Regions from separate parts of the Mus musculus genome. Here region 2 is linked to region 1. A link is a loop called in an ENCODE intact Hi-C map of the cell type or tissue named here. Cell type or tissue: heart. All regions are shown on one strand. Links, peaks and the distances in the headings refer to the core of each region. The heading gives the core; the rest is flanking DNA. Region 1 holds the start of Acad9 (acyl-Coenzyme A dehydrogenase family, member 9). Region 2 holds the start of Zfp267 (zinc finger protein 267).

Region 1 (15,583 bases), core at 3,907-11,906:
GTGTGGTTTTCACCTATGTCTCAGCTTGGACCAGCTCCAGATCTGGTTCTACTATGGACTTATTCTGTATACTTGAGGGCCCACCATCTGCTGTAGAAGGGAGGCTATACTTCAGTATCTGGAGACACAAATAGGTCAGGAACTAAAAGACCAAGAAAATCTCCCATTTGCTACAGTAATAGTATCATTTTTGAGTGTGGCAGGAAAATGTCCCAAACAGCACATCTGGAAGACTGCATTTAAAGACCACTGCTGCTAAACAAGAAGCCCTTTATGCACACACGGGAAGCACTTGCTGAAGAGCTAGACCAGCAGGTGAGTGGCCGCTGTTCTAACTTACCATATTCTTCTGGGACCTGTATGCCAAAAAGTCCCAGGCTCTTCAACTTCTCTAAGGTGTCAACTGGGATTTTTCCCTCCTGGTCAATTTTTCGAGAGTCCACTGCCAAAAACAAGTTATCTTGATTAAACAAGTAAAAACAAATCAGATATGTTCATAAATAAAAGTATACAGAAGGGTTTTGTATAGCCTACTAGTATCACTGGCAGAAAATGTCTAAAACCTGAAGTTGTTTGGTCAGGATCACCTGGCACGCTGTTGATTTTATGTAATTAAGAACCGCATTTGTCACTGAAACTTATAGAGGAGAAAGTAGGGAAAAGCCTTGAAGACATGGGTACAGGGGAAAAATTCCTGAATAGAACAGCAATGGCTTGTGCTGTAAGATCGAGAATCGATAAATAGGACCTCATAAAATTGCAAAGCTTCTGCAAGGCAAAAGACACCGTCAATAAGACAAAAAGGCCACCAACAGATTGGGAAAGGATCTTTACCTATCCCAAATCAGATAGGGGACTATTATCCAATATATATGAAGAACTTAAGAAGTGGACTCCAGAAAATCAAATAACCCCATTAAAAAATGGGGCTCAGAGCTGAACAAAGAATTCTCACCTGAGGAATACCGAATGGCTGAGAAGCACCTGAAAAAATGTTCAACATCCTTAATCATCAGGGAAATGCAAATCAAAACAACCCTGAGATTCCACTTCACTCCAGTCAGAATGGCTAAGATCAAAAACACAGGTGACAGCAGATGCTGGCGAGGATGTGGAGAAAGGGGAACACTCCTCCATTGTTGGTGGGATTGCAAGCTTGTACAACCACTCTGGAAATCAGTCTGGCGGTTCCTCAGAAAATTGGACATAGTACTACCGGAGGATCCAGCAATACCTCTCCTGGGTATATATCCAGAAGATGTCCCAACCGGTAAGAAGGACACATGCTCCACTATGTTCATAGCAGCCTTATTTATAATAGCCAGAAGCTGGAAAGAACCCAGATGCCCCTCAACAGAGGAATGGATACAGAAAATGTGGTACATTTACACAATGGAATACTACTCAGCTATTAAAAAAATGAATTTATGAAATTCCTAGGCAAATGGATGGACCTGGAGGGCATCATCCTGAGTGAGGTAACCCAATCACAAAGGAACTCACACAATATGTACTCACTGATAAGTGGATATTAGCCCAGAAACTTAGGATACCCAAGATATAAGATACAACTTGCTAAACGCATGAAATTCAAGAAGAAGGAAGACCAAAGTGTGGACACTTTACCCCTTCCTAGAAATGGGAACAAAACACCCATGGAAGGAGTTACAGAGACAAAATTTGGAGCTGTGACAAAAAGATGGACCATCTAGTGATTGCCATATGCAGGGATCCATCCCATAATCAGCTTCCAAACGCTGACACCATTGCACACAGTAGCAAAATTTTGCTGAAAGGACCCAGATATAGCTCTCTCTTGTGAGACTATGCCAGGGCCTAGCAAATACAGAAGTGGATGATCACAGTCAGCTATTGGATGGGTCACACGGCCCCCAATGCAGGAGCTAGAGAAAGCACCCAAAGAGCTAAAGGGAATTGCAACCCTATAGGTGGAACAACAATATGAACTAACCAGTACCCCGGAGCTCTTGTCTCTAGCTGCATATGCATCAAAAGATGGCCTAGTCGGCCATCACTGCAAAGAGAGGCCCATTGGACTTGCCAACTTTATATGCCCCAGTACAGGGGAACACCAGGGCCAAAAAGGGGGAGCGGGTGGGTAGGGGAGTGGGGGGGTGGGTATGGGGGACCTTTGGGATAGCATTGGAAATGTAAACGAGGAAAATACCTAATTAAAAAAAAGTTAAAAAAAAAAAAAAAAGAACCGCATTTGTAAGTGACTGGTGCTAAGGAACTCTTTCTCCTGATGTGGGGCCAGTCGCCAGGGTCAGGCCGCAGTGTATCATGTACTCCTGTGATACAGATTGCTAGAGGCATGCTGTTTCTGATAGTGTGTGCTGTCAACTGAATTTGGAATGACTTAGGATCACGCCTTTGTGTGTGCCTTTGAGAGAGTTTCCAGAGGTGTTCATTTTAACCGAGAAGGGAAGACCCTTCCCGAATGTGGGCAGCACCTTCGTGGGCTGCAGTCCCGGGTTCCATGAAAAGGGGAGAGGGTGAGCTGAGCACAGCCCACACAGCTCAGAACCATCTGTTCTCCTGCTTCTGTCACTAAATGTTCCCCTCAATGAACTGTGGTCTCAAAACAGGAGCCAGAACAGCCCTTCCTTCCTCAGCAGCAACTCCCGGGCAGATGTCGTCACAGTGTGGAAGAAGGAAGCTATGCACACACTCCACTGGATCGTTAAAATCGCTGGTACCTTCTCAGCCAGTACTTACTTACTGTTGATTGCAACAGTAGTCAACTTACACCAGAGAGTAAGTACATAGCTCCCAGAATTGTAATGGGAGGTCTGGATAAACAGTACTAAGCAGACTGTTTCTGGGCCCAGTTAAATCCAGCATTCAGACGCCTCACTGCCTACACAATACTCCAACTTCTGAAAACAGCAACTCTGTATAACACTACGTCAGTCACTGAATCAACACTCATCCTAGGCCTTTTGAGTTGGCTCAGTAGGTAAAGGTGCTTCCTGTAGGGCTTACAACCTGAGTGTGATGCCTCAGGCCTACATAGTCGGAGAGAGCTGACTTTTACAAGGTATTTTGTGAGCTCTACAAACACGCTGTGGCACACATATATGAACATACGAGCACACACACTAAAAGCAATAGGAAAACCCCTTATACAAAGGAAAAGTGAGGTTCTGGCTGCGCATGATGGCACGTGCCTTTAATCCCAGCATTTAGGAGGCAAAGGCAGGCAGAGCCCTATGAGGTCAAAGCCATCTGGTCTACATAGTGAGTTCCAGAACAGCCAGGGCTATGTAGCGAGATCCTGTCTCAAAAAAACCAAATGGCAAGGCAATGCAGGGCAGGGCAGGGCAGGGCCAGGCTGGGCCAGGCCAGGCCAGAAAAGTGAGATCTGTCTCCCAAACCAAACATCTCCTCCCTCTAACACCACCCCTATTCTTGAAATGGCAAAATTATAACATGTTTCAAGGAGTCACAGAAGTTACGTAAAATCTGATCATTAAAATGATAGCATGAGAATCCTCACTATATCACTGTATCTGTGTCTTCATGACTGTTCACACACACCAGCAATGTATGAGAACACAGACACATATGCACCAGTACAGGTTAAACTTTGTGAACTGTGTGAAATCAGCTGGCTTGTACTGATAGCAATGTCCTGTTTGTGATGTCAGAGAGTTATCCAAGAGGTCATCACTGTAACAAACCAGAAGGGCAGACAGTCCCCGAGAAAATGCTAGGCCACAGATTGTGAATGGTTCCTAAAACACCCAGTACAAAGAGCCAGATGGAACCCTTACAAATATGCATGTCATCTCATACAGTCTTTGCCACGGTGTGTGGCTAACAAGTGTGAACTACCTGGCCTTAGCCACTTTCATTTATTCTAGTTACCCACTTTATCAAGTTTTAGCCTGCTGCAATATAGAAACATTTAAAATAGTTGTTTACTACAGAGACCTAGAGGAACACCAAATTAGTGTCTTTTAACTAAGCAGAAATTGATCCCTGAAGGTTCTATTATGAGCAGAAACTATGTGTAACTTAATAATGACACTAAGAGCTTTCTCTGTCTATAGTGCTTCCAATGTACGCAATCTAATTAATCTTTTAATTGAAGAGAGCAATGAAGAGAAAACCGTACATACCTTCTTCAGTGAAGAATTTTTCCAGCGGTCCCACGAACTGATTGATTTCACTAAGTTCATGTTGACTGACCTCTGGAAATGGGAAAACTCCTTTCTAAAAATGAAAACCACGCATGACAAATTTAATTTTCAGCAACTTCTCATTGTAATATTTATCAAAAGGGAAAGGGGGTGTGTGTTACATGCTTCATCTGGTCCCAGGAAGGAGGCAGAAAGATGACTTCATACAATACCTCAGGTATGGGTCTTATGTCTAAGCTGCTATCTATACCCATATTCCTCCCCTCGCAGGTGGGTTGAATCCTAATCTCCAACAGTTTCCTTATCAATAACAAGTGGTGGAGTGGGTGCCATAAACAAGGAGCCTAGGACTACATTTGGATCTCCTGACAATGTGCAGGCCATATCTCTTCAAGGTCCTTCTGAGACTTGTAGGAGACAGTAGATATGAGGACTCCTCATTAAAATGGACATCAGTCTTTATGTCCCCAATGCAAGGACATAGTCTGCTCATCCTGCGTGTCCCTCTTTGAGCAGCTGTTTCTTGCCTTGTGAATACTGCTTAGCATGTGAGGTAGCAAGGTCACAGGACGAGATTCAACCTGAGCCTAGCTGTTCTTTACATGTGTGACTGGCTTTGAGCAACTTATATGTCCTGTATTGGCTTCTCCTATATGATCCTGTTCATCAGAGAAAGGAGCTGTGTGGGTCAAGCAGGACATACTTGGGTCCTGAAACATGAAGTGACCATGCCTGCGTCCTGGAGAATGATGTGGCTTCTAATCACTAGTGGCCAACTTGCCAGGATTCCCTGCGGGCCTTTGAAATGATCCCATATGGCTTGAAGACCTGTGGCCCGCCAAGCTCTAGCTACTCCTCCAGGTGCTTTGGACAGGGTGTATATCTGGACCCACAGCTGAACACAGATATATCACAAGTTTTCAGGATCAGGAGTTCCCCTGTCTCCTTGGTTCCTCTCACCAAGGGGAGCACTCAAGTCTCTACCCTGTCTTAGTACTCACGTTCCTGACTTCTCCACATTAGCAACGTTCCAAAATCTATTTGCTCCTCTCTGGCCCAAGGACAAGAGGTCCATGGGTCTCTCTCTATCCAAGAGACAAGTGACTTAAAGAATATGCTGCCATCCACCAGCACTCACTCCACTGCTGAGGCAGACTAACAGGGAGCATAGTTCCTGTTGGCCCTCTGAGCCTCTTAGAACAAGGCTGCTCACTCATGGAGGCTCAGACCACTCCTACTCCATCACCTTCACAGTCTTGCCTGTCACCTAGTCTGGGTCAAAGGGCTGTGTGGGAGAAAAGTGATGTCGATCCCAGTGGGCAAACTAGGCAAAACAGGCAACCTGGCAAATAACTGGTATTCAGACATACTTAAAAGGGTAAAGACTTCAGGAGTCCAGGCACAATGAGGCACACCTTTAATCCCAGCACTTGGAAGGCAGAGGCCAGTGGACTCCTGTGAGTTCAAGCCAGCCTGGTCTACATAGCACGCTCCATGCCAGCCAAGACTACACATCACGACCCAGTCTCAAAAACAACAACTCAAATACAATCTTCCAAAACAGAACAAAACCCAAAAACCTAAAACAAAAAATATCAGGGGGGGGGGGTGGATACTGGAGGCTAGAAGGAAAATATCCTCTAGTTAAAAGTGACAAAAACTGAATGAGGCGCCGTGTGGGTGAGGAGTGAAATAACAATTAGCATCTTTTAAGCTGATAAAGCAAAAGAACCTGTTATTCAGGTAATCCTACTGCAGAAGCCAATTATATAAGCCAGGGGCTGTAACTAAGTCTGCCAGTGCCACACAAGCCTCACCCATTCATCCTCCCACTTGCCCCTGGGACAGACTCGGGTCCAAGTAAGTGTATATGTCAGCCACTGGCATGGATAACTCGGCTACTCTCTACCCTCAGACGCTTAAGTACCACTGCCATTGTCCTAGTCAAGGCCCAGAAATGCTCCGAGAGCTGGTGTTTGCTCAATCCAGGAAGTAGCAGTGAAGTTAGAAGTGGTCAGATATGAATGTAACTTGAAGATAAACAAAGATTTACTTACTATAGGATTCAATGAGAACAAGACGAATCAAAGGTGTCACTGGAGAATGTATTGAAAAAGTTGAATCACAGAGTAGCCATTATCTATTGTAAACGGGCTGTTGGGAGAAGCAGAACTGGGTGGGATCCAGGAGAGGTTATCATATATGCTTATTAAAGATGCTTATTAGACATCTAAGAGGAGATATAGAGCAGAAAGGTAGACTAAGTCTGGAGTTAGGGGAAGAACTCAAGTTGAAAAAATAAATCTGAGTCGTAAGAATAGAGTTGTCATTTAAAGCTAGGGCACTGAATTAGGTCATCAAGGGGCTGACCATAATAAAAAGAGAGGCCCACAGGCTTAAACTTTAGAAAAATTCAGCATTGCTAGGTGTGGCATACAATTTCAATCTAGCTCTCATGAAGGAAGGCAGAGGCAGAAAGTCTCAGTGAGACTGTCTCAAAAGCAAGCAATCAATACACCTGCCACCTCCACATTAAAAAGAAGAAGAACAAAACAACACAAACAACAACGACACTGCCTCTGACTTCAACTGGGCTACCAGAGACACTGGCCAAGGTCTACAGGTTGAGAAACCAAGGAACTAACAAAAGAGATACAAAGAAAAGAATTTTTTTTTCAGAAACCTGAGGCCTAACATGCATTCAGAACAAACATTAAGTACATATCTGCATTAGTTACTAATGGTGGGTGGGGTAGGAATGGGAATGAGAAGTGAGCAATGTGGAGAAAACCACTGGCCACTGGGCCAAAGCCTGAGGGCACAGGTCCAAGATGCAGAATTATCCTTGAATAGTGAGAAAGCTGAGTTCTAATCACCAGGCCAGCCTTTGCTAGGGGTATACAGCTCACAACAGTATAGAAAGTAGATACCATCTGGAGGAGAGCTGACCACTGGGACTCTCACTAAATACAGAAATGGAAAACTGGCAGCAAAGCTCACGGGTGATGAAGGGTAGATTTAAAGACTGAAGGGGATACATGATGGCTGCGCTCTTCCTCCTGCCTTGGAAAAGCACAAGAATCCAAGTCCCTCGGCACCCTCTGCGCCAGAATGTGGGCAAAAGGGTCCCCACACTTCAAAGTTCTAGCTTTGAACGTTGCACCAGGGCAGCCACTCAGCCCAAGTGTTGACTTCTACTTTAATAAAGTCAGACAATACGAGACAAACTTCCAAGACAAGAAATAGCTGGATGGGCAACTCTGAGGACCGAGGCAAGAGGACCACGTATTCAAGGCATGCCTAGCTACAGAGCGAGTCCAAAGACAGCCTGGGCTACTACTGAATGAGACCCTGCCCCAAAACAAAAACCACTGTGACACGACTTAAGCCACATCGCCGAGCCCAGCCTCTCGGATGTTTGGCTTCTACGGGCTCGGATAACGTTCCATGCAACTCTGGCCAGAATGAAAGGTGGGAGCAGAGGACACGGGCAGTCCGGCCTCGCCTCCTACCTGCTCGATGTTGCCCAGGAAGAGCTCCTTGGCGAACGAGCAGCTCTGCAGGCTGGTGTGCAGCGGGCGGCGCCTCGCCGTGAATTCCCTCAGCACCCGGGAAGCTCGCGCCGCAGCCGCCGCCGCAGTCGCCCCACGCGAGAGCAGCACACAGCCAGACATGCTGCTCCTGACTTCAGACTTCAAGTCGCTGGAAGCCCCGCCGCTCCTCCCAATGACGCCAATCACCCGCGTCCGGGCATCCAAAGTCTCACCCTGCACCGCTGCAACCGGAAGCTAGCTCGCACTTCCTGATGACGCAAGGGCTGCGCCGCCTTGAGCGAGGCTATTGGACAGGTCGTTCCAGAATATGTTTAATAAATGTCTCCTACGCCAAGCATTGCTGTATGTAATGTCTGAGTATGTAATTTAGAAATTGTAGTTTTTTAAAATTCATCCGAACAGGCTAGGAAGTAAGTGTGTGTGTGTGTGTGTGTGTGTGTGTGTGTGTGTGTGTGTGTGTGTGTTCTTTCTTGTTATACTTTTGCCAGTAAGAAAACGAAAATACTCAAAAGTCAAGCTGCAAAACTACCACCCAGGCTCCCAAACACAGCTCTTGTGCCTGTGTGCTATTCTCAGCACATCCTCTAAAGAGCAGATTAGATTTCATCAAATAAACCTAGAAGTACAACTTTTGTTATTCTCATCTCACTTAATGTAGGACTTAGAATATTGCTAAATGGGTATAACAAAATGACAAGGGACCTATTTTACTAACCCACTTCTGCCTAATTCTCTTAAATATGTGAGTGGCGTGGTATCATTTTGTATGGGAGACTGCATGAAGCACTAAGAGCATGCTGTTTCCTCCTTTCTTGAATCTACCACTCCCTGTGTTGTGCACCCCCCTAGTCTGGCCCCTATTGGCCACAGTCTTCAGACACTTGCTTTCTTCACCACTCCCAGGGCAAGGCATTTCCCTTGGCTCGGTGACCTACCCTATGAAACTATAAACACCATGTTTGTTTGTTTGTTTCTTTTTATGATTTATTTATTTTATGTATGTGAGTATACCATTGCTGTCTACAGACACACCAGAAGAGGGCAATGAATCCCATTACAGATGGTTGTGAGCCACCATGTGGTTGCTGAGAATTGAACTCAAGGCCTCTGGAAGAGCAGTCAATGCTCTTAACCGCTGAGCCATCTTTCCAGCCCTTGTTTGTTTTTTTTAAAATGAATCTTATGTTGAGGAAGTAAGCCAAGGCAGGGCCTGGTCCAACTGGTCCAGCTCTCACATCAGGGTTTATTCATATGTCTGTTGTCTTTATTTCTAGGCAGGTTGTCCTGAGGGAACCAGTGTGGCATCAACTGTTACAAGATGACTCCTTCAGAAAATACATGCAGTTTTAACACCAATAGAAAGCATTTATGCCCCACTGGGGACTGCATAAGGAACTTCCCAAACTATGTAGCCCAGAGCCTCACTATTCTTTTCCTTTTATGCACAAAAAGCAAGTAAGAACAGTTAGCGAGAAGTGAAACTACAGAAGCCAAAAAGCAAGGTTAATATGTTTAGGGACTTTCCCAGGTCCTGGCACTATAAACTAGGTCTTTGATGAATTAGGTCTTTGTTCCTATTTTGGCAGGTTAGGGTTTTGGCAGATTGTTGTTGCCTATGTACTGAGTTCTAAGGTCAAAATGGTGTCTCTAAGATGGCATCAGTTGAGTCAGTGTCTCACAGGCTATTGAGGCCACCTTTTAGTCATGGGAGCCAAGGAACTACTTGCCCTAACTTAGTCTGAATCTTAGTAGACTGCCTCTTAAAAAATATCTATCTATCTATCTATCTATCTATCTATCTATCTATCTATCTATCTGTGTAAGAGAAAGAGTATACTAGGCACATGTGTGGAGGTCAGAAGATAGCTTCTCAAGTATTGGACCCGGATCTCCAGGCTTTGTGGCAAGCGACTTCACTCACTAAGCCGTCTTGCTAGCCCACAGACTGCCTCTTGAAAGGTTAGCGTCAGTACTGTAGCCTCTGTTCCATCGATCTGAGATCTCCAGGTGACCCAGGAGTCCCGTTCACACGAATGTGTCCTGCCAGTGTTGCTTTCTTTCTTAAGAGTCACCTTGATCACAATGTCTCTTCACAGCAATAGAACATGGAATAAATCACCTAATGTAGTGGGAACTAACTAAAATACATGAAAGTGATTTTAATGATGTCTCCAAAAATGGGGAGGTAACTCTCCATCTCTCGTTACCAAACAGAGCTTCCAGTAGCAAGCCTGGGTTATACCCAATTGAGTTGTTGGCCAAAGAGCTTCCATGGAAATGCTCCAAACACCCCAGGCTGTTGCCAATACAATAGTTTGCTCTCTGCAAACTGACAAAAAGAGTCCATTGCTGAAGACAACACCCACACTTGGGGAGGTCTAGTGGATGCCAATATAGAACCTTCACCCCTATGTTCTAAAGTCTTGAGTATGGAAAGTTACTCTGCAGGCTACCAAAAGAGAAACACATACAACAACATAGCCACAAAACCTTTGATCTACAGTGTTATCTTCCTTGCAAAATATGCTAAGCCAATGGTCGCACAAACTAGTAGGAGTAGCAAACCAATGTCTGATTTGAACAAGGCCCACTCTATGAGGTAGAACCCATACCCAACACTGCTTGGTTGCCCAAGAATCAGAGACTAGATAGCCTAGAGACCTATGGTAAAATCAAATACCACAGATCTTAAAACACAGTACTAATAAAATGACTCCTACTGATATTCTGCCAAGCTCATAGATCAGTGCCTTATTCAGCCATCATCAGAAAAACTTCCTCCTGCAGTATATGGGAATAAACACAGGGATGCACAGCCAGATATTATGCAGAGAAAGACCTTGGAACACTCAGCTCTAAATGTGATTTCTCTATTAGCCCCTCCCCCCTTCAGAGCTCAGGAGAATCTGCAGAAGAGGAAACATAAAGCGTGTAAGAGCCAGAGAGGATAGAAGATACAAAAAGAACTATGCCCTGTAAAGTCATTGATAAATGGGACCTCATGAAACTGGAATGTTTCTATAAGTCAAAGCTTCTATAAGCTTCTATAAGGAAAGCTTCTTATGGTCAATAAGACAAATCAGGAACCTAAAGATTGGGAAAAAAAATCTTCACTAACTCCACATCTGATAAAGGGCTAATGTCCAAAATATATAAATAACTCAAGAAGTTAATCACAAAAAAACCCAAACAATCCAATCAAAAAATGGGGTATAGAAGCCTCTTCTTTTTAATGAAAGACAGAAATGGGGTGGATTCAAATGGGAGGAGAGAGAGAGGGGTGGAGGGAGGGGGGATTAATTAAAGGATATTTTATGAGAAAATAATTTATTTTCAATAAAAGGGAAATCTTTTTGTTTTATTGTGTGAGTATATTGCCTACATGTATGTATGTCCATCATGTGTTTCCTGGGCTTGGAGAGGCCAGACAATGATGCTGGACTTCCTGGAACTGGGGTTGAGGAGCCTCCAGATGGGTGCTGGGAATTGAATCAGATTGAACACAAGAGTAGCAAATGTCCATGTGACAGCTGAGCCACCTCTCCAGTTCCTTCAGTGACTTTAAAGCATGATTTATTCTTTAGTACTTGTGCAACTGAACTTCTGGGTGTTCAATAGCCATACTTTGACTCCTGTATCAATGTGGTCAGAGGGACAGAAAAAGAGGGCAGTCAAACATGTTTACTTCCGTGATCATCCAGCTCCCATGGGACTATGCGTTGGTTGGTTTGTTTGTTTTATCAAAATGTCTTATATGTCTGGTAAGTCACCTGTCCTATTGTTCAGAGAGCCAAGGAGACCCCATTCTGTGGTTTCTAACCAGTCTGTATTTGCAAAGAAAAGGGTCAGTACACAGATGAAGTCATGGTCAAGCTAGACCTCTGACTCATTCTCAACATATGAAATTACTGATATAAAAATGAAAAAGAATAAAAGATACAGGGACTCCTTCTAAATCCAAGTGCTAACCGACCGTAATGGGTCAGGGTTGGGGTAGGGTTCATTTTGGCAGTCTGCATTGTCATAAGTAATCCTAAATTAAAATGATTGACATACCACAAAACTAAAGTAGAATTTAAAGGAAACAGACAAAAATTCAGCCTTAAACATGATTTCCCATTAAATCCTGTGTATGAGCTGCTGACATACTTGATAAAATATCAGAGCCACTCCAGCTATAATTTTAAAAAAACCCACTCTATTTAGATAGTTTATCTGAATCTATCATTAACTATAGCCTCACTTCAACCCTGGTTTTCTTATAAGATTGTCTTTCTTTTATTATATTTCTTCACCAAATTCCCTTTTTAAATTATTTTTTATCGAGTTATTTTATTTTATTTTATTTTATTTTATTTTATTTTCTGTGCATGAGTGTTTTTGCCTGAATGTATGTCTATGCACCATGTACATACCTGATGCCCACTCAAGACAGAAGAGAGCATCAAATCCCCAAGAACTGGAGTTTTAAACAGTTGAGAGACACCATGTAGGTGCTGGGAATTGAACTTGAGTCCTCTGCAAGAGCAGCCAGACTTCCTAATTATTGAATGCTTCCTTCAGCACCTTTAAGCCACATTCTTAATATATCGTACTCAATATGATTCTAAAAAGAACACTTTCCAAGTGATTGTACCCATGAGGGATGATTCTCCTAAAATAAGCAAGGCCATGGCTTTCCTCACTCTCATCCTTTCTGTGGTCACTGAATGACACAAAAATATTACTCTTGCTTAAACCTTGCATTTTAATCTTGTAAGATTCATGTCTTCTTGGTGATCTAACGGTTTCAAACTCCCCAGTGACACAGGAATTCCAGCTAACTCCCATGACTGGAAATATGAAGCTTCATCTTCATTCAATAGATGAAATAGGAAATTCTGTGGACCTTCTTAAGCGGAGACTCTACCCACAATCAGTACAGAAGCAATTACAGATTATTGATCATCACTTTCTTAGTGGATTTCTGTTGCTGTGACAAAACACTGATAGAAATGTAACATGAGGGCAAAGGACTTATTTGTTATATGGCCCTAATCACTGTCTATCACCGAGTGAAGCCAAGGCAGGAACTTCAGCAGACCATGGTACCACCTTTCCCAGTGGGCTGGAAGGTCTGCACCCATCATTAATAAGGTTCCCCCACAGACTTGCCTACAGGCCAGTCTGATGGAGGGATTTTTCTCTACTGGAGTTACCTCTTCCAAAGTGATCCTGGGTTGTGTCAAGTTGGCAAACTAGCAAGAATTAATTGACTCCTTCTCAACTTAATACAAGCATATCATTATCAAGTATAACTTCTTTTAATTCCAAGATCTCATGTTAATATTACAATGCATCGGTTAACCTACTAACAATAACCACAGAGAAGGCACCAAAATGTGTCAGATGTATTTAACGAATATAAATTAAGTGACTTTCTAGTTTGGATTAGTTTGACAAAAAGTGAGACTAAATTTAAATTCTCCACTTCTCTCCCTGGGTCTGTCTGTGTTACTGTATTGTCTGCGGTCTGTCTGTTGTGTGTGCCTGATCAGATCTGTCTCTATTTCCTGTGTCTGTTTTGTGTTTCTGTATGTGTGTGAATCTACCTGCCCCTAAAAAGTGCTTTGTTCTGCATTTATTGAGCAACACATAAAACAGCCTGGGAAGAGAATGACGGATCCTTTACAGAAATCCTCAACAGAGTTTTTGGTTTTGTTTTTAGACAGTCTCGCAATGTAGCCCTGGCTGGCTTGTGGCTCACTGTGTAGACTAGGTTGGTGTCTGACACAGCAACCCATCTGCTTTCCTCTATTGCTGGAATCTTTCTATAATCAGTACTGAGATACTGACAAGAATGGAAGAGAAATGTCACTAGTGGACTGAAGCCAGGCTAGCTCCTGACAGGCTCCATTCCTGAGTCCAGTTTGCAGTTTCATTTGATACTCTAAAACCACACGGTGGCGCCAGCAAGCAAAGGAAGTGGGATTTTTCCGGGCAGAAGTATACCTGCCAGTTAGCTTTTTACTTTGTAAAGTTACAGTTGACAGGTGTAAGTTTTTGTGACCAGGCTCCTGAGGTCAATCGCTGGCTTTGGCTTTCCAGTTGCCTTGGCCCCTACCCAGAATAGGAGTTAGAGGGTTGAGGTTAGGTTCAGGTAGACTAAGTGAGGTCTGGGTTACTTTTAAAGGCTAGAGGGTTGCAGTTAGAATGCTAGAGGGATAAAGTTAGGTTAAAATTAGGGCTTGGTTTGCAGTTTGGATTAGACATGGGTTAGGGGGGTTTTAGAGTTAGGCTTAGGATAAGGTGTTTAGGGATAGGCTTAGGGTTTAGGACCTTGTTTAAGGTTTCTACTAACGGAAACATCAGTTCCTGTACGAATAATGGCTTCCATGAGGACCTAATTATTTAAAACTGTAATATAAAGTTTATCAACAGACATTGACTGAGTCCAGTACACATTCATGGAATCAAATGTTTGAGTCTAGCATTCATTCTCAACCTTAAGGATAATAACCAATTCTGCCATTCTGTTCAAGCTGGAATTTCGTGCAGGAGCATACGCTGCTACACAGAGCAGAGATGGGACTCGTCGTGCTTCTTGGGAGAAGCATGGATCTCTCTCATGATACCAGTGACAAAATTCATTTCACCATCTTTGTAGTTAAAGGGACTCAGATAGCTCCACCTGGCTCATTGATAAAACCCCACAGGAGAATTCGAGCCAGATGTGTACAGAATATTTCACTCAGATTCTCCACAGGAGCCCATGAAGAGCTTCTCTGAAACAAACCACATCCTGGGACACAAAGCCGATCTTTTAAAAATCCAGAAGATTTTAAATAATTTTCTTTCCTATCTCAGCATAATGCAATAAAACTTAAAGCCAACAGAAAACAAAGCTCTAGGGAGTGCACAAACTCATGAAGATTAAACTGTTCATTATTGAGTCAAGAGAAAAATAAATAAAGGAAATTTAAAATTCCTAAAACTAAATGAAAGTGAAAATATAACACAACATAACCACTGGTAAATATTAAAAGCAATCCTAGGAGGAAAATATACAGATCCAAGTGCCTCAATTAAAATATCAGAAAGAGGCTCTGAGCAGTCTGGTATCCCTGCTGGACCTCCATTGTCATCCTCCATCTGGCCACCTTCATCAGAGCTGTGGATTCTCAACCATACAGACCTGCCGCTCTGGAACCATATAAGGTAAGGATGCACATCAGAGGCCCTCCACACCAGGACAATTGAGGTTAACTCCTTCCCAATACTTACTCCAACACCAATATCCAAGGACCAAAGTCATCCAGATGGCTAAAGGCCCTAGAAAGAACACAATCAAGAAAAGCTAGGGCAAGATGAGACCTTCAGAGTTCAGCTACTCTACTACAGCAAGCCCTGGATATCCTAACATAAACAAAGCACAAGAAAATGACCTTAAATCCAATCTTATAAAGATGATAGAGACCTTCAAAGGGGAAATGAATAAATCCCTTAAAGAAATATGGGAAAATGCAACCAAACAGGTAGAGGCCTTTAAAGAGGAAACAGACAAATCCCTTAAGGAAATACAGGAAAATACAATCAAACAGTTGAAGGAGATAAATAAAACTGTTCAAGACCTGAAAATGGACATCGAAGTAATAAAGAAAATACAAAGTAAGGGAATCCTGGAGGTGGAAAAGCTAGGGAAGAGAACAAGAACAACAAATGCAAGCATTACTAACAGAATACAGGAGCTAGAAGAAAGAATCTCAGGTATGAGAGAGACAATAGAAGAAATTGATACATCAATCAAAGAAAATGTTAAATCTAAAAAATTTCTGACATAAAACATCCAGGAAATCCGAGATACCATGAAAAGGTCTAACTTAA
Region 2 (15,583 bases), core at 2,891-10,890, 85 kb before region 1:
ATGTGTTGTTCTCTGTTGTCAGCCACTTAAGTCTCCTGCATTGTTTACATCATTATCAACCTCTATTCACGGTAACGCCACCACCACCAATTCTTTTTTTTTTTTTTTGTTTTGTTTGGTTTTTTGTTGTTGTTGTTTTGTTTTTCGAGAAAGGGTTTCTCTGTGTAGCCCTGGCTGTCCTGGAACTCACTTTGTAGAGCAGGCTGGCCTCGAACTCAGAAATCCGCCTTCCTCTGCCTCCCGAGTGCTCGGATTAAAGGCGTGTGCCACCACGCCCACCACCAATTCTAATCTAGTACATTTGTCTAAGATCTTTATTCCAGGCCTGGGATCATGGAGCAGTACTCAAAGGGCACACGAGAAAACAATCAAAACCTCACAGGGAGAAACAAGGGCCACTAAGACCAGCTTATACCCTTGAAACAGGCAGGTGTGCATTATATTAAAATGTAAACAAGAAGTACCTTAAAGACACTTCCACAGTAATGAATAACAATAATGTGGGGTTCCCAAACAGTGGCTTTTTAAAAGTTAGCCCATGATAAGAAATGTATTTTAATACAACATGCCAGTATGGTTCTATACATCCTTGAAAAACTGAAATAAAAAGAAACAAAATTATCTTCATGAAGTATGATACTACACCATAATACTTTATATCATATTCTATAAGTAAATTAATCAGAACTGATTCTGCCTGCAATTTAAAACATATCGACGGTCAGCAAGATGGCTCAGTGGGTAAAAGTTCTTGCTACCAAGCCTGCCAACTTGAGGTCAACACCAAAGACACGCATGGTAAAAAGAGAGGACTGACTCCCGCAGGATGTCCTCTGACCATCATACATGTACTGTGGTACATACATGTTCTCTCTCTCTATATATATATATGTATATATGTATGTATATACATATATATGTGTGTATATACATACATATATACATATATATATATATATATACATACACACACAAATAAATACATGCAATACAAATTTTTAATAAAAATCACGAGTTAGAAAACTGATGTAATAGTTAGGCACTACCTCTTCCACCTCTATTTGCTACAGTACTTAAGAATAAACTCACTAACCCAGCCTATCTCCCCTCAAGCACTTTGGAAGAGACAATATGACAATTTCCTCTGAGACAGGTAACCATTTGAAAAGCTCATATGTGAATTTCTAAACAGACCCTGAGTCCTACAGCAGAGTTTGGTCCTGCTGGGCCAGGAATGGTTTTAACACATGCCTCTGTTTAGTCTGTCTATATGTTCTTGTGCTTCATTTTTTTCTGTCAATAGACTAGTATGGTTGTTGTTCTCCACATTTTTTTAATGTTTTGTGTAGTATCTATTCATGAAAAGTGGCCATTACAATTGAGGTAAGATTCCCAATGATTTAAATTTAACTCGATATTTGTGACCAAGCCTACAGTCTTTTTAAAAATTAGTAGTTATTAATATTATGCCGCAAACTTGGGTGTTGTAATATCCTTATTTCTAAACTTAAAAGAAATGCGCATATTTACAAAGTTGTAAAGATAGGGTAAGTGTGCATGCTGTCAGGTCCCCCCAAACGGCAGGGATGGTGACACTGTCCTAAACAAGACTTTAATCAGGTAAACAGGGATAGTTACTGGGTAAAGAAGCCTACAGGTTTCTGTTCACTGGAAAAGCAGATTTCTTAAGACTGCTTGTTGTTCACCAGAAGCCTGCCACAAAGTGCCACCGGTTTGTCAGGAAGCCTACATCCCGCTGGGTGTCCCATCATGGGGAGGAAGGATGCCCCTCCACCATCCTGCAAGTCTTTTGGTCTGCTTGGGGACACCCCAAACTGCTATTGTCACCACGGCACTCAATAAGTCTCTCCCCTGGCTGCCACCCTTGCTGTCTCTCAGCCCTCTCCTTGGAACTTGCTCTCTAACTATGGCTCCTCCTTTCTCCCTCCCTTCCATTAGCTGCTTGCTCTGTCTCTGCCCCATTCGTTGGTTGGCTGGATCCTGCCTTCCCTCTGGGCCTCTGACACTGGAACACTCCCTCTGGCGGAGCTCCGGAGCTCCGTTTCCCACCCTTTACCCTAAGCCTCTCCCACCTCTCTTCACTCTGCTACTGAAAGACATCTTCTTTTCCCAGTTGCTAGGTCTCTCAGCTCCTGTCTCACACAATGGGCTCTTCCTGTTCAGAAGTACCTGCCTCCTCTAATCTCTTTTCTCCTCAGACTCAAAGATTCCATTAAAGTCTCAGCCTTACTATACCCAGAGTGTCCTCAGTACGGAAGAGTTAATCAGCCTCAATGGTCAGCAAATGGCCAAATAATCACAGACAGACAACTTCTGCCACCACACAAGCAGATCTGAAAATCGCCTTGTCCCTAAGCCTCCTTTGTCTCTAGTCTCTCCCACTGGTCACTGGATTCCATCTTTAAAAGATTCAAATGTCTTTGAAGGTACAGATAATATTTAAAATTGTTTTATGCTATTCTACTAAAAAGCTGGCTCTGTAGTTAATGGCCTGCTCTTCCAGACCCAAGCATGGCTGTTTAAATGTCTTCTCCAAACTCTCCCGTGTCCTGGGTCAGGACAGCCACGTGACGGTGACAGGGAGTTGGAAGGCAAAACCTAAGAGCCCCTGAAAAGACAGCATGTGGCATGGGTCAGCTAAGAAGTGAACTGCTCCCAGTAGGGGCTGCTGCTGCTTACCCCATACCGGTTTCTTGGTCCTACTTAACTCTCTTAATACTGTCCTCTCTTAGAGCTTGAAAACTTTAGCTGAAGTACAAACTTTAACACAGTATCTGTAAGACCATTGTACAACTTTATCTCAGGATTTGTAAGTTCATTTGGTGTGGTTTAAAAAAAAAAACAACCTGTGAAATCTGTAACAAAAAGCTTAAAACTTTAACAGAAAAGGTTGATAGTAAGAAACCAAGGTAATCTTAACTAAGGTAATCTTAGTTTGCTACAACATGCTTATATGCAACTTGGATTCAGCTCTTGTTTAGGAAAATAAATGTTTTTAAAGAGAAAGAAATATGCTTGCCTGATAGCTCACTTTAGAGTAAATAACAACCACGTGGTTGGCAGCCATCTTTACTAAGGTTAAAGAGAGGGCATACCACGCGACTCTGTCGCCATCTAGGTTAAGGTAACCACAGATATAAACTATGTCAGTATCCATAAAATTTCTTAGTCCTAAGGAGCCCTCTGCTTTATCTAACCACTTATGTCTTTGCTAACTGTGTTCAACATTAAGCTCCTAAAAAAAAAAAAAAACAAAACTTTTTTTCAGTAAGGAACATGTTTGATGAATAAGGTTTATGAATTCCTAAGGTCTACTCAAGCTAACAAAAACTTGCTTACAAAGGTGTCTGGCCTTTGTCTTTGGTAACTGTGTTAAGCTCTAGCTATTTCAATAAACTGACTCATAGAAGAAACTGTGATAGTCTACAAAGGTATACTGTAAAAGGGTAGAAAAGCAAGGTGTCAGTTTCTCTGTGAACTGTATTCATGGTTTAAAGTTTTATTTCAATGCTAACGGATCTTCAATTAACAGAGATAAAACTGCAAAACCCTGATTTTATAAAAGCCAAGACCTTGCAAACTGTTAAAGATAATTAAGACTTGCAAGTTCAAGGTCAGTTGCCTTATACATGATCAGTCTTTCATGTGCTCCGAACTATGCTTGTAGTCATGTTAAGTATAATGTGATTTCATTTAAAGGGACATGCCTCCTGAACATGTCATCAAGGTTAAGCCGAAAACAAGTAATTGAAAACAAGTACACTTTGTTTAAAATCAGGCCAGATAATAGATTCAATGACAGCCCTCAAGCCCCTCAGAGAGATCTGCTGAAATATGGCATTTCAGGTGTTTAATGAAAAAGGCAGAAACCCCAGCGCCTGGCCACAGCCCTCACCCTCCACCAAAGAAGAAGGGGCAGTGGACTTCACCTGGAACAGAGCTGCGATGGTAACTGGACAAAGAACTGCCATTCACCTCCCCAACCACTAGGACCTGGCCAAACTGTAGACAAGGGCAACACTGGACAATCTACTGCCTCTCTCCTGCTCTCGTCAAGGTAGCTCAGTCCCCAAATTCCTCCTCGGAAAGTTTCTTGGATTTTCTGGACCTGCAGACCAAAGACTAATACTGCCCTGGGTCCTCTGCCTGCAACAAAGCTATCAAGATCAGCATGGAGGAGCCCAGGTGGCCTGTCCAGGTAGCAGGTTAGATTCTGTCATTCCTCATTGATACAGAGGCCATTGGGTCTGTATTTCCTACTCAAATTTATCCCTCTCAGATCTCTGTGATAGTGTTGGCAGTGGGCCTTAGCTTATGTTTAGCTGACTTCAGCCAGCCCCACTGCCTAGGCTACCGCTGCCAGATCAGTCCAGCCATACCTAGAAAGTCGGTTTCACTTTACAAACATTTTGGCCTTACAATAACTTTGGGTACAAAAGTTGAACTTGTTGATGATACAAATTTAAAAACGTTAAAAAGGTTTAAATTATCTTAGTCTCTTAAGTAAAAAAAAAGGCTTCTGGGTAGAGGTTGAGGCCCAATTACCTGCCAGCATGGTGTGGTTTCACATTTAAAAATTAGGCCTTTCTTTGCTAGCTTAGAGCTACCGGGGGTCTCCTGCTGAGAAAGGCCAACCCACAGCCAGGTTTACCTTGCAGACCGGCTTCATGCTGAGAAAGGAAAACTCACAAGACTTATTTCCAGGCTAAAAAGAAAAGGCCTTTTTACTAATCCCTTAAGAACTTTTTTTTCCCCAATGGCTGCTCTCAGGAACCGCCTCAGTGGGTTAAAGGCACTGGCTGCCACAACTGTCAACCTAAGTTTGGTCCCTGGGATTCCCTTTATGGACAGACGACCAGAATCCTCTCACCCCACAGGATCCCATGGCTGGCATGCACCTATCCAGCTCAGAAGATAAATAAACAAATGAAAAAGAGACAATAACAACAGAACAAGGAAGCAAGAAAGGCTAGTGAGTCTAAACAAGGGGACAAGCAGGCCCATGAGCCCTGTCACCTTCCGTCCCTACAAGGGATGCAGAGCAAGGCGGGAAAGCCCAGAACTGGTTTACAGAACACTTCTCCCATGACTACTTGGCAGTCTGGATTCATTCTTACAAACTTGCAGCAAGGATTTAATTAAGCAACCAGAAGGCCTCCTGCATGCTAAGTACAACTGGCAGAATATTGATCAAAAGGCTGAGATAGCTCAAGTGCGTTTCAGATGGGAGAACACCAAGACATCCAGCAGCGTCCCAATGCGGTCTAGCCTCACACCCCAGGCTGCTGGGACGATCAGCCCAGACACTGACATCATTGGATGCTCCTAGACACTGGAGACAAGGCAGCTGGTGTTGGCATCTCTGAAACCCGGGCAAGGAAAGGGCCAAGTAGAGTCAGATGAAGATAGACCCATCACTATGGAAAATCTCCAAAAGGCAAGTACAACCCCAAAGCATTCTGATTGGGGTTCCTGTGTCTAAGGATGACAAAATGAGAGGCATTGTGTGTGTGTGTTTTAATAAAAAATCAAGTGATTTTATGTTAAATATCCATAGGGTAAATCCTTTTTAAAATGTCGCCCAGTGTGTGGAGTGGGGAAAAAAACCAATCAAGCAAAATGTATGTCTATTTGAAATGCTGCGTGGGAAATGGGTGTTAATATTATTTTTTAAATGGGCATTTGGGAATGCGGTCAGGAGATGGAAATTTAGGAATCTTCCTCCAACCAGAGGAGAAGCGAGGACAGGGGAAGAGCAGTCATCTGGATAGGAGATTCTGCTTCGCGTTTATCTAGACTGCTCGGGAGGAGGGACAGGACACCTCACTGAACACTTTCCCTGCGGGAGCCCTACGCTTGCAGGTTATCGCCGCACAATCCGGGCTACTAGGCTGGAGCCTCTGAGGACTCCAGGGCAGCAGGGTCTGACCCTGGGCCTTCACTGCACCGGCTAGCTCGGGGGCGCGGCCGGGTACCGGGGATCTCCAGCTCAGGCTGCGCGGTGACGCATGGCCCACCAAGGGGGACCTCAAGCCGGCCGATCCCAAGGGCCGGCCGCAGGAAGGCGGGGCCGCCGTCGCCCCCCATGCAGTCGCCGGCTCCCCCTCGGCTCCCCGCAGCCCTCCAGCCTCGCCGCGCCACGCACACACTCACCAGCAGGCTTCAGCAGTGCTCACCGTCCTCCCACATCGAGCACTGGCCGCAGCCGATTCCCACCGGCTCTACACAGCCTCCCTCCAGTCTCAGGACACCATGCACACTCACCATTGTGGCTTGACTACGCGGAGTCCGCGTCCTCCCGGTGGATGGCCCGGCACCCTACAGACGCAGGGCAAACGGATGCCGCAGGGCTGAGCTACAGTCTACACCGGAAGAGACCCAGCCTGAGGAGGATTCCAAGATCCTGGACTTCAGAAACACAGCATGAAGGCCCGCCCCCTCTACCCTGTCTAAACGTCTGATTCGAAGTTCTCACCATCGTGCTGCTGATTGGATGACTTTCCGGTCCCGCCCCATCAGGCCCCAGCACTACCCTATGGGCTGAAATGACAAGTTTTTGGTACAGTTGTAGTAAAGCTGACCCTAGAGGAATCATTCCCATTTACTATTGTATATAAAGTCAGACCAATTTATGAATCATATATATGTATATTATTCGCAATAGAGAAGAGCTTTGGCACCATTTCCCCCTGAGCTCTGTCCTTGAATTTCAAATTTTAAAAGGGGAAAAAAATCTCCTGAATCAGCAATATTGAATATAGAAAGGGGGAGTAATACTCAAGTGTTACTGTACTGGCTAGTTTTGTGTCAACTTGACACAGTTGGGGTTACAATAGAGAAAGGAGCTTCAGTTGAGGAAATGCCTCCATGAGATCCAACTGTAAGGCATTTTCTCAATTAGTGATCAAGGGGGAAAGGCCCCTTGTAGGTGGGACCATCTCTGGGCTGGTAGTCTTGGGTTCTATAAGAAAGCAAGCTGAGCAAGCTAGCAAAGCATGCCAGTAAAGAACATCCCTCCATGGCCTCTGCATCAGCTCCTGCTCCCTGACCTGCTTGAGTTCCAGTCCTGACTTCCTTTGATGATGAACAGCAGTATGGAAGTGTAAGCCTAATAAACCCTTTCCTCCCCAACTTGCTTCTTGGTCATGATGTTTGTGCAGGAATAGAAACCCTGACTAAGACACTTACTTAATTTAAAATTTTCTACTGTTCATATTAAAGTTAAAACAGTGATTGTAATAAAACCCAGTATATCCAAACATATCATCATATGTGGAATTGGTTACACACACACACACACACACATATACATATATGTATACATACATACATACATACATATACACATATACATACATGCACACATATGTATACACACACATATATGTGTGTGTGTGTGTGTGTGTGTGTGTATATATATATATATATATATATATATATATATATATATATATATATATATATGTTACTATACTAAATCATCCAAATTCGGGTCTTCAGCAGGTTTCAGGTCACGTCTGTCACAGTCCTCTTCTGAGAGCTATAATTTTCCTGACCTCAAGAAAGTGAGGGGAACCTGAGAATCTCTCCCATTTATGTCAGAAGTGAAGCAACACAGTTTCCTGCCAATATTTCTTTTAGGTCCCAGTGAATGGGGGTAACCATGTCCTAAAACAGATCAGGGGACTTCAACCAGGAGTGTTCAAAGGTGGGCACATGAGGAGGGAAGCCTGTCTCTTGATCCCTCCATGGCCTTGCCCCCCTGTGATTTAAATAGATTATAAGAAAAATTACCACCACCACCACCACCCCTTTTTAGTTTGGCCTTGGACCTAATTGTCAGGCTGTAGATTCGGGTTTTCTTTTGTGAGACATGGTGCAAATTTAATTACCCAACCATATGCACACATGTCTACAAATTTTTCTGTATAATTCAACACCATCTAGCAATAGATCATCCAACTTTAATTAGTGGGGAAGTAAACTAATGCATATATAGCAGCTACTATTTGCCAGGTAACTTAGGATTAAAATATCATTAAGTCATGGTATCGTGCCTGTAAGTGTGCATTCATCTTCTATCTCTGAATAACAAACCACACTAAAACTTAGCGGATGGTGATAAGGCAGCTCCTCACTTGAGGTTCAGTTGAACTATTTCTGATCTGGTCAGCTGATGGGTGTCAAGGTGGTACAGCCCCGGATGGTGCAGCCCCGGAGAGTGAGCTGGCTCAACTTTACTCCTACTGCTCTCATAATGTCCCATCTTTTCAGCTTCCCGTGTAAACTTGTTCTCAGAGAGATGAGGAAGACTGGAAAGAAAAACAAAAAGACCTTTTCAGCCTAGGTATCAGACTAATAATTTCATAGACACAACGTTTTGTGAGCCACAGCAGGAAGAGACCAACTCAGTTGCAATGTACAGAAACAGAGACACCTGTTGATAGGAGCTACAGAAAAACCATGTTGCCTAAGTCTCGGGATACAGGAAGAATGAAGACATGCTAACATTTTTGCACTCAGTACCATTATGCATCTTCTTATCAATCAGGTTTGTGAAATTGTTCCAAGTTAAGGAATATACCCAAATGAAGCTAGAATTCCACAAGACTTCCTGACTTCCAAAGCCCAAATGTTTACTCTAGGACATGTGATCACCCATTTTATATGGTCTTTTAGGACTTGAATAGTAACACTTAATTAAAGGAGCAGGATTTGTGTCCATTAACCAACCATTCATCAGTATTGAGAATGATCTTCTTGACAGAATATTTCTATGCCTTCTGCAAAGAACCTAAATTAATTTGAGGAAAATGTTTCTTTCAAAGAAAATGAGGAAAGATTTGAAAACTCAAGAATCAACCATACATTTTCCACTTTTCACTACAAGAGAAATTTGAAGACATGTATAATGTGCCCCATAGGCATGAAAATTCTTTTCACATTTATTTTTGGAATTAGTATAATATTTTTGTTTCTGCTGCAAGCAGGATGAAATTACTACACCAGAAACAATATCTTACTAAGAAAATGAGTGACTTAAAGACATATGTAGTGTCTGCTGAAAGAGATTTAAATTATTTATCAGACCTTGGTTTCATTTTAGTCAATCATATGCATTTAGAAGTTGATCTTTCTCTTTTAAATTGTACAGTTTAGTGGAATATATGTTTTTAACGTATTTCATACAGATTTCCTGAATCTCAATGGAGGCCACTTAAGTAAGTAACCTTTGCCCAGCACAGCCATCTCTGAGGAAGCTCTCACGCTTCCATGACATACACAGCTGCACTGAGCATCTCTCAGCATGGTTGCTTATTCATGCCTAAGGGGCCTACACTTTGGGTAAGTTGTGGTTTGATATATCTGGATCTAAATTTCATTTATTTCACATTGTTCTAAATTCTTGCAAGATTCCTTCCAAAGGCTGAGAGGATAACTTTGTCTACGTCTAACACATGTGATTTTTCTGTCTACCTTAAGCAGAAGTTGGTACAAAATGTGTACCTTCTAACTTCAATAGCTACTGTCAGGCTAAGTTCATATTATACTAATTATATTATATTATATATGTTAATTTCTCTGTTCTCATTATAAATATTTTTACAAACATTAGGTATTCATTTGTAGTCTGCAGTTTAAACTTCACACATACTCACACATAGACACATAGAGACACTAGTTCTAATCTTAAGTGTTTCTACAGTGAGCCCAATATCATCTCCATCATGCATTTATGACTTTTTTGCTTTTCTTTGAAAAATATGTTTTGTACAAAGAATAGTGTGTTCCATTCAGTCCGAATAGAACATCTTTAGAGGACCTAAATTTTAAAACACATAGATCTATACAAAATTTCATTTTGTCATACAATATTCTTTTCGCTAAGGTTTTGCCTTCATCCTTATCCAAAATGAAAACCGATATAAAATTGACTTTTTGGTGTCCTTAGCAGTGACTGGCAGTAGCCCTAGGCAGCCCTACAGTTTTCAACCTGAAAATTAGTGAGAACTTTTGCTTACTGTAGAAAATATCCTCAACTGGAATGTTCTTGGTCAACAAAATTATGCCCCTCAATTTTGCAAGAGCAGTAAGCACTGTGGACTGGTGAGCCATCTCTAAAATCCCTCTCCATCTTTTTATCCACATGATTTCAGTTGTCAGGGTTGGCAGCAAGTGGCTTTACCTAGTGAGCCATCACAACAGCACACAGAATAAACTTTACCATGTATTTCACTTAGGATTTTTGCGTATAGGTTCATTAGAAATATCAGCCTTGGGCTCTGAGGTTAGGAGCACTGACTGCTCTTCCAGAGATCCTGAATTCAATTCCCAGCAACCACAAGGTGGCTCACAACCATCTGTAATGTGAATCTATACCCTCTTCTGGTAGGTCTAAAGACAGCGATAGTATACTCGTATAAATAAAAATAAAACTTTTTTTTCAAAAGCAAATTTTTAATAGATATTTTCTTCATTTACATTTCAGATGCTATCCTGAAAGTTCCCTATAGCCTCCCCCCACCCTGCTCCCCAGCCCACCCACTCCTGCTTCTTGGCCCTGGCATTGCCCTGTACTGGGGCATATAATCTTCACAAGACCAAGGGCCTCTCCTCCCAATGATGGCCAACTAGGACATCTTCTGCAACATTTGCAGCTAGAGACACGAGCTCTGGGAGTACTGGTTAGGTCATATTGTTATTCCTCCCATAGGGATGCAGGCACCTTTAGCTCCTTGGGTACTTTCTCTGGCTCCTCCATTTGGGGCCCTGAGCTCCATCCAATAGATGACTGTGAACATCCACTTCTGTATTTGCCAGGCACTGGCATTGCCTCACACGAGACAGGTATATCAGGGTCCTGTCAGCAAAATCTTGCTGGCATATGCAAACAGTGTCTGGGTTTGGTGGCTGTTTATGGGACGGATCCTTGGGTGGGGCAGTCTCTGGATGGTCCTTCCTTCTGTCTCAGCTCCAAACTTTGCCTCTGTAACTCCTTCCATGGGTATTTTGTTCCCCATTCTATGGAGAAATGAAGTATCCACACTTTGGTCTTCCTTCTTCTTGAGTTTCATGTGTCTTGAAAATTGTATCTTGGGTATTCTAAGCTTCTGGACTAGTATCCACTTATCAGTGAGCGTATATCATGTGAGTTCTTTTGTGATTGGGTTACCTCACTCAGGATGATATCCTCCAGATCCATTCAATTGCCTAAGAGTTTCATAAATTCATTGTTTTTAATAGCTGAGTAGTACTCCATTGTGTAAATGTACCACATTTTCTGTATCCATTCCTCTGAGGAATCATGAGGGACATCTGGGTTCTTTCCAGCTTCTGGCTACTATAAATAAGGCTGCTATGAACATAGTGGAGCATGTGTCCTTATTACAAGTTGGAACATCTGGATATATGCCCAGGAGAGGTATTGCTGGATCTTCCAGTAGTATTATGTCCAAGTCTCTGAAGAACCACCAGACTGATTTCCAGAGTGGTTGCACTAGCTTGCAATCCCACCAGCAATGGAGGACTGTTCCTCTTTCTCCACATCCTCACCAACATCTGCTGTCACCTGAATTTTTGATCTTAGCCATTCTGACTGGTGTGAAGTGGAATCACAGGGTTGTTTTGATTTGCATTTTCCTGATGATTAAGGATGTTGAACATTTTTTCAGGTGCTTCTCAACCATTCGGTATTCCTCAGTGGAGAATTCTTTGTTTAGCTCTGTATCTCATTTTATAATAGGTTTATTTGATTATCTGGAGTCCAACTTCTTGAGTTCTTTATATATATTGGATATTAGTCCTCTATCAGATTTGGGATTGGTAAAGATTTTTTCCCAATATGTTCGTGGCCTTTTTGTCTTATTGACAGTGTCTTTTCACTTACAGAAGCAATTTTATAAGGTCCCATTTGTTGATTCTCAATCTTACAGCACAAGCCATTGCTGTTCTGTTCAGGAATTTTTCCTGTGTGCCCATGTGCTCAAGACTTTTCCCCACTTTCTCCTCTATAAGTTTCAGTGTCTCTTGTTTTATGTGGAGTTCTCTGATCCACTTAGACTTGAGCTTTGTACAAGGATGTAGTCTCCCCTCCCCCAGCCTGAAACCTGCTTGCTCAGGGGTGGAGCTTCCTGCTCATTCGTTCTGCCACGCCCACTGCTGGAACCTGCGGAGCCACACACGAGCACCTTTCTACTGGACCAGAGATTATTCCGCGGGAATCGGGTCCCCTCCCCCTTCCTTCATAACTAGTGTCGCAACAATAGAATTTGAGCTTTGATCAGAATAACTGTCTTGGCTACATCTCTTTCTCTCGCCACCTAGCCCCTCTTCTCTTCCAGGTTTCCAAAATGCCTTTCCAGGCTAGAACCCAGGTTGTGGTCTGCTGGCCGGACACAACACAAGGAGATAAGATTGGGTTGATTTGCCTTCTTCTACGTGCTAACCTCCAGTTAAGCCAGCACCATTTGTTGAAAATGCTGTCTTTTTTCCCACTGGATGGTTTTAGCTCCTTTGTCAAAGATCAAATGACCATAGGTGTGTGGGTTCATTTCTGGGTCTTCAATTCTATTCCATTGATCTACCTGTCTGTGGCTGTACCAGTACAATGCAGTTTTTTTTTTCACAATTGCTCTGTAGTACAGCTTGAGGTCAGGCCTGGTAATTCCACCAGACATTCTTTATTGTTGAGAATAGTTTTTGCTATCCTAGGTTTTTTTGTTATTCCAGATGGATTTTCAAATTGCCCTTTCTAAGTCAGTGAAGAATTGAGTTGGAATTTTGATAGGGATTGCATTGAATCTGTAGATTGCTTTCGGCAGGATAGCCATTTTGACTATATTAATTCTGTCAATCCATGAGCACGGGAGATCTTTCCATCTTCTGAGATCTTCTTTGATTTCTTTCTTCAGAGACTTGAAGTTCTAATCATACAGATCTTTCACTTCCTTAGTTAGACTCACACCAAGGTATTTTATATTACCTTGTGACTAGTGAAGGGTGTTGTTTCCCTAATTTCTTTCTCAGCATGTTTATCCTTTGTGTAGAGAAAGGTCAATGATTTGTTTGAGTTAATTTTATATACAGCTACTGCACTGAAGCTGTTTATCAGGTTTAGGAGTTCTCTGGTGGAATTTTTAGGGTCACTTATATATACTATCATATCATCTGCAAATAGTGATATTTTGACTTCTTCTTTTCCAATTTGTATCCCCTTGATCTCCTTTTGTTGTCGAATTGCTCTGACTAGGGCTTCAAGTACTATATTGAATAGATAGGGAGAAAGTAGGCAGCCTTGTCTAGTCCCTGAATTTAGTGGGATTGCTTGAAGTTTCTCTCCATTTACTTTGATGTTGGCAACTGGTTTTGCTGTATATTGCTTTTACTATGTTTAGGTATGGGCCTTGAATTCCTGATCTTTCCAAGACTTTTATCATGAAGGGGTGTTGGGTTTTGTCAAGTGCTTTCTCAGCATCTAAAGAGATAATCATGTGGTTTTTGTCTTTGAGTTTGTTTATATAGTGGATTGTGTTGATAGATTTCTGCATATTAAAACCATCCCTGCATCCCTGGGATGAAGCCCACTTGATCATGATGGATGATTATTTTGTTCTTGAATTCAGTTTGTGAGAATTTTATTGAGTATTTTTGCATCAATATTCATAAGGGAAATTGGTCTGAAGTTCTCTTTCTTTGTTGGGTCTTTGTGTGGTTTAGGTATCAGAGTAATTGTGGCTTTATAGAATGAATTGGGTAGAGTACCTTCTGTTTCTAGTTTGTGAAATAGTTTAAGGGGAATTGGAGTTAGGTCTTCTTTGAAGGTCTGGTAGAACTCTGCACTAAACCCATCTGGTCCTGGGCTATTTTTGGTTCGGAGACTATTAACTACTGTTTCTAGTTCTTTAGGGGATATAGGACTGTTTAGATCATTAATCTGATCTGGATTTAACTTTGGTACCTGGTATCTGTCTAGAAAATTGTTCATTTCATCCAGGTTTCCCAGTTTTGTTGAGTATAGCCTTTTGTAGTAGGATCTGATGTTGCTTTGAATTTCCTCAGGTTCTGTTGTTATTTCTCCCTTTTCATTTCTGATTTTGTTAATTAGAATACTGCCCTTGTGCCCTCTAGTTAGTCTGGCTAAGGATTTATCTATCTTGTTGATTTTCTCAAAAAAACAGCTCCTGGTTTGGTTGATTCTTTGTACAGTTCTTTCTGTTTCTACTTGGTTAATTTCAGCCCCGAGTTTGATTTTGTCCTGACTTCTACTCCTCTTGGGTGAATTTGCTTCCTTTTGTTCTAGAGCTTTTAGGTGTGCTGTCAAGCTGGTAGTGTATGCTCTCTCTAGTTTCTTTTTGGCGGCACTCAGAGGTATGAGTTTTCCTCCTAGGACTGCTTTCATTGTGTCCCATAAGTTTGGGTATGTTGTGGCTTCATTTTCATTAAACTCTAAAAAAGTCTTTAATCTCTTTATTTCTTCCTTGACCAAGTTATCATTGAGTAAAGTGTTGTTCAGCTTCCACGTGAATGTTGGCTTTCTATTATTTGTGTTGTTATTGAAGATCAGCCTTGGTCCATGGTGATCTGATATGATGCATGGGATAATTTCAATATTTCTGTATCTGTTGAGGCCTGTTTTGTGACCGATTATATGGTCAATTTTGGAGAAGGTACTATGAGGTGCTGAGAAGAAGGTATATCTTTTTGCTTTAGGGTAAATGTTCTCTAGATATCTGTTAAATCCACTTGTTTCATAACTTCTGTTAGTTTCACTGTGTCCCTGTTTAGTTTGTTTCCACGATCTGTCCATTGATGAGAGTGGTGTGTTGAAGTCTCCCACTATTATTGTGTGAGGTGCAATGTGTGCTTTGAGCTTTACTAAAGTTTCCTTAATGAATGTGGCTGCCCTTGCATTTGGAGCAGAGATATTCAGAACTGAGAGTTCATCTTGGAAGATTTTACCTTTGATGAGTATGAAGTGTCCTTCCTTGTCTTTTTTGATAACTTTGGGCTGGAGGTCGATTTTATTCGATATTAGAATGGCTACTCCAGCTTGTTTCTTCAGACCATTTCCTTGGAATTTTTTTCCCCAGCCTTTTACTCTGAGGTAGTGTCTGTCTTTGTCCCTGAGGTGGGTTTCCTGTATGCAGCAAAATGTTAGGTCCTGTTTATGTAGCCAGTCTGTTAGTCTATATCTTTTTATTGGAAAATTGAGTCCATTGATATTAAGAGATATTAAGGAAAAGTAATTGTTACTTCCTGTCATTTTTGTTGTTAGAGTTGGGATTCTGTTCTTGTGGCTATCTTCTTTTAGGTTTGTTGAAGGGTTACTTTCTTGCTTTTTCTACAGTGTAGTTTCCATCCTTGTGTTGAAGTTTTCCTTTTATTATCCTCTGAAGGGCTAGGTTCATGGAAAGATATTGTGTGAATTTGGTTTTGTCATGGAATACTTTGGTTTCTCCATCTATGGTAATTGATAGTTTTGCTGGGTATAGTAGCCTGGGCTGGCTTTTGTGTTCTGTTAGGGTCTGTATAACATCTGTCCACGATCTTCTGACTTTCATAG

Evidence for each region. A loop is a pair of places that touch in the nucleus more often than their neighbours do. Peaks named below come from ENCODE experiments on the same cell type or tissue, not always from the same donor. Only the 100,000 strongest peaks of a DNase experiment are listed, where the experiment ranks them.
Region 2: a loop joins it to region 1, with 2.6 times the contacts of the local background. A loop is called at or near these places in 4 of 42 quality-filtered maps.

Annotation. Positions count from the first base shown.
Region 1 is chr3:36,058,366-36,073,948 of GRCm38, reverse strand. It overlaps Acad9 (acyl-Coenzyme A dehydrogenase family, member 9), which reads right to left and starts at 7,970. Exons shown (of 18, transcript NM_172678.4): 1 at 7,679-7,970; 2 at 4,146-4,239; 3 at 341-442. The coding sequence starts at 7,840. In heart, for the core only: no CTCF peak of the experiment used is centred there; a DNase peak (open chromatin) is centred at 7,908; H3K4me3 peaks cover 1,854 bases; H3K27ac peaks cover 1,279 bases; H3K27me3 peaks cover 1,724 bases.
Region 2 is chr3:36,141,898-36,157,480 of GRCm38, reverse strand. Zfp267 (zinc finger protein 267) reads right to left here and starts at 6,401. Exons shown (of 4, transcript NM_001101478.1): 1 at 6,286-6,401. The coding sequence starts at 6,288. In heart, for the core only: a CTCF peak has its summit at 6,214; a DNase peak (open chromatin) is centred at 6,460; H3K4me3 peaks cover 1,727 bases; H3K27ac peaks cover 1,741 bases.